Linked DNA regions of Homo sapiens: region 2 is linked to region 1. The links are chromatin contacts, found by Hi-C or POLR2A ChIA-PET in ENCODE. All regions are on one chromosome and are shown on one strand. Each heading gives the region's core, a stretch centred on a gene start or an enhancer-like site at or near the end of the contact. The rest is flanking DNA. Distances are from core to core; before and after follow the strand shown. Region 1 holds the start of LINC01763 (long intergenic non-protein coding RNA 1763). Region 2 overlaps ZNF644 (zinc finger protein 644).

Evidence for each region. Hi-C counts contacts between places; a loop is a spot of excess contacts on that map. ChIA-PET counts read pairs that join two places held with the same protein, here RNA polymerase II (POLR2A).
Region 2: a map of colonic mucosa shows a loop between it and region 1 (1.9-fold over the local background). The contact joins the enhancer-like site here to the promoter of LINC01763 in region 1. A Hi-C loop is called at or near these places in 2 of 168 maps with a recorded cell type or tissue (cardiac septum and colonic mucosa). POLR2A ChIA-PET finds 5 or more read pairs at or near these places in 2 of 52 experiments (H1 and activated T-cell).

The regions. Positions count from the first base shown.
Region 1 is chr1:90,850,452-90,853,524 of GRCh38, reverse strand. It overlaps LINC01763 (long intergenic non-protein coding RNA 1763), which reads right to left and starts at 1,766. Exons shown (of 2, transcript NR_146610.1): 1 at 1,246-1,766. It overlaps LINC02609 (long intergenic non-protein coding RNA 2609), which reads left to right and starts at 1,887. Exons shown (of 3, transcript NR_135038.1): 1 at 1,887-2,042. RefSeq lists silencers at 1,749-2,148, 2,439-2,558 and an enhancer at 2,342-2,842.
Region 2 is chr1:90,982,433-90,985,227 of GRCh38, reverse strand. The region is part of intron 1 of ZNF644 (zinc finger protein 644); the gene reads left to right. Among named protein-coding and RNA genes, the nearest start is that of ZNF644, 38 kb to the left of the region's middle. Within about 2 kb of position 1,326, at least 2 of the 41 ENCODE cell types and tissues checked have a DNase peak (open chromatin) inside an H3K27ac peak, as active enhancers do.

The sequences.
Region 1 (3,073 bases), core at 517-3,016:
GCACAAGGTGAAGGTGCTGGGTCTGGCTCTTTGCTATGCCAGTCCTCAGATGAAGCAAGGTTCCCTATCCCCATTGCTTTCTGACAGAGGAATGTGGTACTTCATTTATGCTGTGAGGATGGGGGTGAAAGCCCAATGGCAACAGCTGCCTCCACAGCTCAAATACCCAACGAGATTTCCTTTCTCCCCATTCTTCAAGGGTTGGCATTGCAGATAAGCCCTCCCATGCAAAAGTCATGGGGGCACTTAACCTAAGAAGAATGTGGTATAAATTCTGCATCTTACCTTCACACCTTGTGATTCACTCTGCATGAATGTCACTTTATTACTACAAAGGCATAATTCTAGCTGCTAAATTTTTTTCACAATCAATAACCAGTAGTCTAGGCTCTAAAGCTATGTTTTTCAGGCAAAAGGAATATCACTTGGATGCAAACTAGAACCCTTCTAAAAAATGATTGATAGGTGGTTCATGGATGACTATCTGATGAAAGTTTGTAAGGGGAAAAACTCAGAAGTTCCAGATGTATATTCCTGACCACTGAGAAGGAAAATAACAATGTCTCCATGGCCTGGTCCAGTCAAAATAGCTACCAGGCTGAATCAGTATTTTTTTTTTTTTTTTTTTTTTTGAGACAGAGTCTCACTCTGTCACCCAGGCTGGAGTGCAGTGCAGTGGCATGATCTCAGCTCACTGCAACCTCCATCTCCCCCGCTCAAGAGATTCTCCTGCCCCAGCCTCCCGAATATCTGGGATCACAGGCATGCACCACCATGCCCGGCTACTCTTTTATATTTTTAGTAGAGACGGGGTTTCACCATGTTGACCAGGCTGGTCTTGAACTCCTGACCTCAAGTGATCCGCCCGCCTTGGCCTCCCAAAGTGCTGGGATTACAGGCGTGAGCCACGGCGCCTGGCCTAAATCGCCCTTTCTTATTACTTTCTTAGAACTTTGGGCTATCTCATTTATGAATGATGGAAGAGTTCTGCTGAGGATTTCAATTCAGAAAGCAGGGTTCTCTCTGTGGGTAAACTTCATATCACCCAGACATAATTTCTACCGAACATCATCAATTAAATAACAAGAGAGGAGGTCAACACCTTGAGACCTGAGGAAGAAGAAAAAATACTTATCATTAAGTGTAGGATGCAAACATTCTATTAGAAGCTTAGAAGCAAAGAGTAAGATATTATTTTCGTGGATACAAGAGAAGACAGAGAAAGACAGAGGGAGCGGCCCTTACGACTGATTTGTGTTTACACAATAAGGAAATCTCTCCTCTGGGGTCTCTCCGTAGTTCACAGGGACCCTGCTTCCAGGGGCACGCGTGGCGAAGAGAGTCCGTCCAGAGCTCCAGCCCTCACTGCACTTCCCAGGTGCCAAGACAAAACATCACTGGGTGGGGAGAGAACTGTCATGAGGATTATTCCCCCGCCACACAATGCTGAGCTTCTCTCCCTCTCTTTTTGAAGAAGTGCGTTTATGACTGATCGCTCAACACCTTGTTGGTTCTGATTGCAGAAAACACACCTTATAAATATATGATAACCATCCTGTAATAGAGAGTGTGACAATTTACTTCACAGTGCGTTTCGGGCTGCTAATTGATCGTTTCAGTCCAGGGACGATTTGGAATAAATTATAGCCATCAAAAGGATATCACAGCTCATTTTGGTGGAAGGGTTTCCACGTCGCTTCGCGTTCGTCTCCCGGAGAGAGCAGATTGCACCCGGCGGGCGTTGAGGAGCGGAGGGAGGGGGCAGGGGAAAAGGAGGCCAGCGGGGCGGGGATGGGCCGAAGGGCGGGGCCGGGGGGCGGGGCAGCGTCTCCCGCGGCGGCTGCAGGTCCGCCGCCGGACGGTAGAGGCCTCCCTTCCGAGGAGGCGGTGCTGGGGCGGGCGCAGGACTGCAGGCTGGGGCTCCGCTCCCCGGCGGGAGCCCGCGCGTGGTTCCCAGCGAAGTCCCCGCGCGGCTGGGCCCAGCGTGAGTATTCTCCGCCCGCTGTCCTCCCCCTGGAGGCGGCAGCGCCCGTTTATTTGAGGTGAGAGTCTCCCTCGGGCAGAGGGCCCTGCTTGGGGCGGGGGTGCTTGCGTGCGCGGGGTCTCACCTCCTGCCCGAGGCTTCCCCTCAGTGGGGCTGCTCCGCAGGGCAGACGCGGTGACCCAGGGCGCTGCGTTCTGCGCTCCTGGAGCTGGAGGTAGCGAGGCGTGGAGGCGCCGTGGCCCCGTTGGGGGCTTTGTGTGCACTTGGGGCTCGTGACTCGGATAGCTCTGGTTCCCACGTTGCAGTTGGGGAGGAGGCTAGTGGAGAGACCCAGTCTGGAGGGAGCTGTGCCCACCGCAAACCCCAGGAGAGGGCGTGGAGAGGGCCGGCCCGCCGGGACGGCGCAGCCAGGCGATGCCGGGGTCGCCCGGGGGTCGCTAGGGCAGCGGGTGACGCGCTGTGGAGCGCGGCGAGAACGACGGCCTCTGACCCCGGAGCGCTCGCCAAGGCCACGCCGAGGTGGCTGGACCCTGCCCCTCCCCGCTGCCGGCCTGGGCCCCAGCCTGCCTCAGAGACTTCGATTTCAGTTTCCAGCAAAAGTGTGTGCCATTGTGTGGTGGTCGTGGAGGAGGGAGACCCACGCGCCTGTCTATCGCTGGATGGGATTGGAATTTGAAGAAAAAATGTCCCTACTCCTGTTGCGGGTTCTTGCCTATCTGGCCGCCTCCAGTCCCGCCCACGAGACCTCCAGCTTTCATTTTCTTCCTGAACTAAAGCCCGAGGACTGAGGCCCTTCACGCGTAGCGTAGCCCCCACCCCCGGTGCCCAAAGCCGGCCATCGCACGGCGGTTCTTAGCTTTTTAGTCTCTGTCACGCTAATACATGCTGTTAGTCCAGGTCAGGGATGGTTCCATGCAGGCGATTTTGACAGCAGTCATCATACCAAGCTATTAGGAAGCGTGATGTCAGTGCGTTCTGGAAGGACAGATAATTTATAAACCAGTTCTTGACATGGTATCTTACAAGGAAACATCTGAAGCCATCAGTAAAAGAGGCATTTTAATTCACACACTAAAAATATTTTGTGTT
Region 2 (2,795 bases), core at 77-2,576, 130 kb before region 1:
ATTGTACCCCATAAATAGATAATATATACAACTAGTATTTGTCAATTAAGAATTAATAAAATAAAAATAAAGTGTCTAAAATGTGCTGGTTTAGGTTTGTGGGGAACAAATGCAGTTAAAAGGTTTTTTTTCAGATTTTGGAGAGTACGAGCAAAGCAAGGTAAAATTAAACAGCTTAAGTCAAAGTTTGTATGTGTGTGGTGTTTGTATATGCCTTTATTTTTTATTGTGGTAAAATATGCATAACAAAATTTACCATTTTAAAGTGTACAGTTCTATGGCATTCAAGTATGTTTATATCGTTTGTGCAACCATATATAGTTTTAAAAAATATGCATTGATCTGCTAGGACTGTCATAAAATACTACAGACTGGGTGGCTTACACAACAGAAATTTATTTTCTCACAGTTCTAGAGATGGGAAATTCAAGATTAGGGTGTTGGCAGGTTTTGTTTCTCCTGAGGCATCTCTCTTTTGCAGAGAGCCTGCCCTCTGTGTGTGCATACCTTGTATCTCTTAGAATGATACCAGTCAGGCTGGGCGTGGTGGCTCACGCCTGTAATCCCAGAACTTTGGGAAGCCAAAGCGGGTGGATCACTTGAGGTCAGGAGTTCGAGACCAGCCTAGCCAATATGGTGAAACCCTGTCTCTACTAAAAATAAAAATAAAAAATTAGCCAGGCATGGTGGTGTGTGCCTATAGTCCTAGCTACTTCGGAGGCTGAGGCACGAGAATCGCTTGAACCTGGGAGGCAGAGTTTGTAGTGAGCCTCTGTCTCCAAAAAAAAAAAAGACACCAGTCATATTGGGTAAAGGCCTCATAAGTTACCTTATTTAACTTGATTCCTGAAAGGCTCTCGCTCTAATATAAATTTCTGTTATGTAAGCCACCCAGTCTGTAGTATTTTATGACAGTCCTAGCAGACCAATGCAGTTCGTAACATCTTTTATATAGGGGTGCTTCCAGTTTATCTCCTTGAGAACTTGCTGTCTTCAGTGTATTAATTTCCTGTGGTTGCTCTAACAAATTACCACAAACTGGTTGGTGTAAAACAATAGAAATTAATTCTCTCACAGTTCTGGAGGCCAGAAGTTCAAAATCAGTATTATTGGGCCAAAATCAAGGTGATGGCAGGGCTTTGTTCCTTCTGGAGGGAGGCTGTAGAAGAGAATCCATTCCTTGCTTCTCCCTGATACTGGTGGGTGCTGGCATTCCTGGCTATGGCCCATGTCCTTCCAGTCTACGAAAGCAGCATTTTCAGTTCTCTCTGCCATGTCTTCTTCTTCTTCCTCTTTTTTGGAGACAGAGTCTTGCTCTGTTGCCTAGGCTGGATGCAGCGACGTGATCTTGGCTCATTGCAACCTCCGCTTCCTGAGTTCAAGCAAGATTATCCTGCCTCAGCCTCCTGAGTAGTTGGGACTACGGGCGCGTGCCACCACGCCCAGCTAACTTTTGTATTTTTAGTAGAGACGGGGTTTCACCATGTTGGCCAGGCTGGTTTCGAACTCCTGACCTCAGGTGATCTGCCCACCTTGGCCTCCCAAAGTGCTGGGATTACAGGTGTGAGCCACTGTGCCCGGCCTCTCCGCTTGTCTTCTCATTGCCTTCAGTGTGTGTCTCGTTCTTATAAGGATACATGTGATTGCACTGTGGTCCACCCAGATAATTCGGAATAATCCTCCCTCTCAAGATCCTTAATTTAATCATATCTACAAAGACTTCTTCTTTTTTTTTTTTTTTTTTTTGCCATATGAGGTAACATTGTCAGATTTCAGGGATCAGGGTGTGGAAGTCTTTTGTGGGGCAATAGTTCAGCTTATCCCACTCAGTCGTTTATAATAGACTTTTAATGTTCTTACTTTTATTTTATAGTTTAGTTTTTAACAGGCCCCCATGTCCACTTCTGGGTTGGTGGGAGATGATGGCATTGGGTGGCAGAGAAAATATCTCATCTTTTCTAGATACGATGCAGAAAATTCTAGGTCTGTGGTTCTAGGAAGGACAAATCAGAGATGATAGTTTGGAAATAAAACAGTTAAAGTAACCTAGCTTGAGAACAGAGGTAGGTGTGGTGGTGCTATTTTTTAAAGAATAGAGAATTTAGAAGAGTCACAAGCTAGTTTCAGGTATGGGGAGGAGGAGATATGTAGAGTGTGGGACATACTGAGTTTTCAGAAGTTCTGAAATATGGTAAAATTAGTAATGGTGGATATATTTTTGGCAAATGCATGTTCAGTGGATTGTTGGTGTAGAAGTCACTTTATACTAGATTAAAGATTAAATTGAAGATGGGGAGTATTGATACATTCTATTCTCTAGAATAATGATGCTTGGCATTTAGTAAGTAATCAGTGTTGGCTATTATGATAATTACTGTGGTTGCTCTAACAAATTACTTTGTTATATACTTTTATGTGTATATACTTTTATGTGTTCCAATACTATAACATTTTTGTCTTCAGCTGTTTGGTGTGTGTCTTGATATGTACATAATATTAAATAAATACTGATCTAGAAAGATGTGTGTTTTAGTAATTATTTTAATTATTGCCATTGCCATACTATTAAAATTAATGAAAACAATTTAGAATTTTTTTTAAAAAAAAGAATTAGTTTCAATTTCTCATTTGAATAGATTATTATTTCTCAAAAAAAGCAGTGAGGTTGGGGGGCACTTAGCAATAGTTTCCTAAAGATTAAAATGATGGTATTCTGGTTGAATGGTTTTTTTATGTTATATCAAGAAATATAATTTGGTTTGTGTTTTTTCATTTAAAATAATAGTGTATTGTAG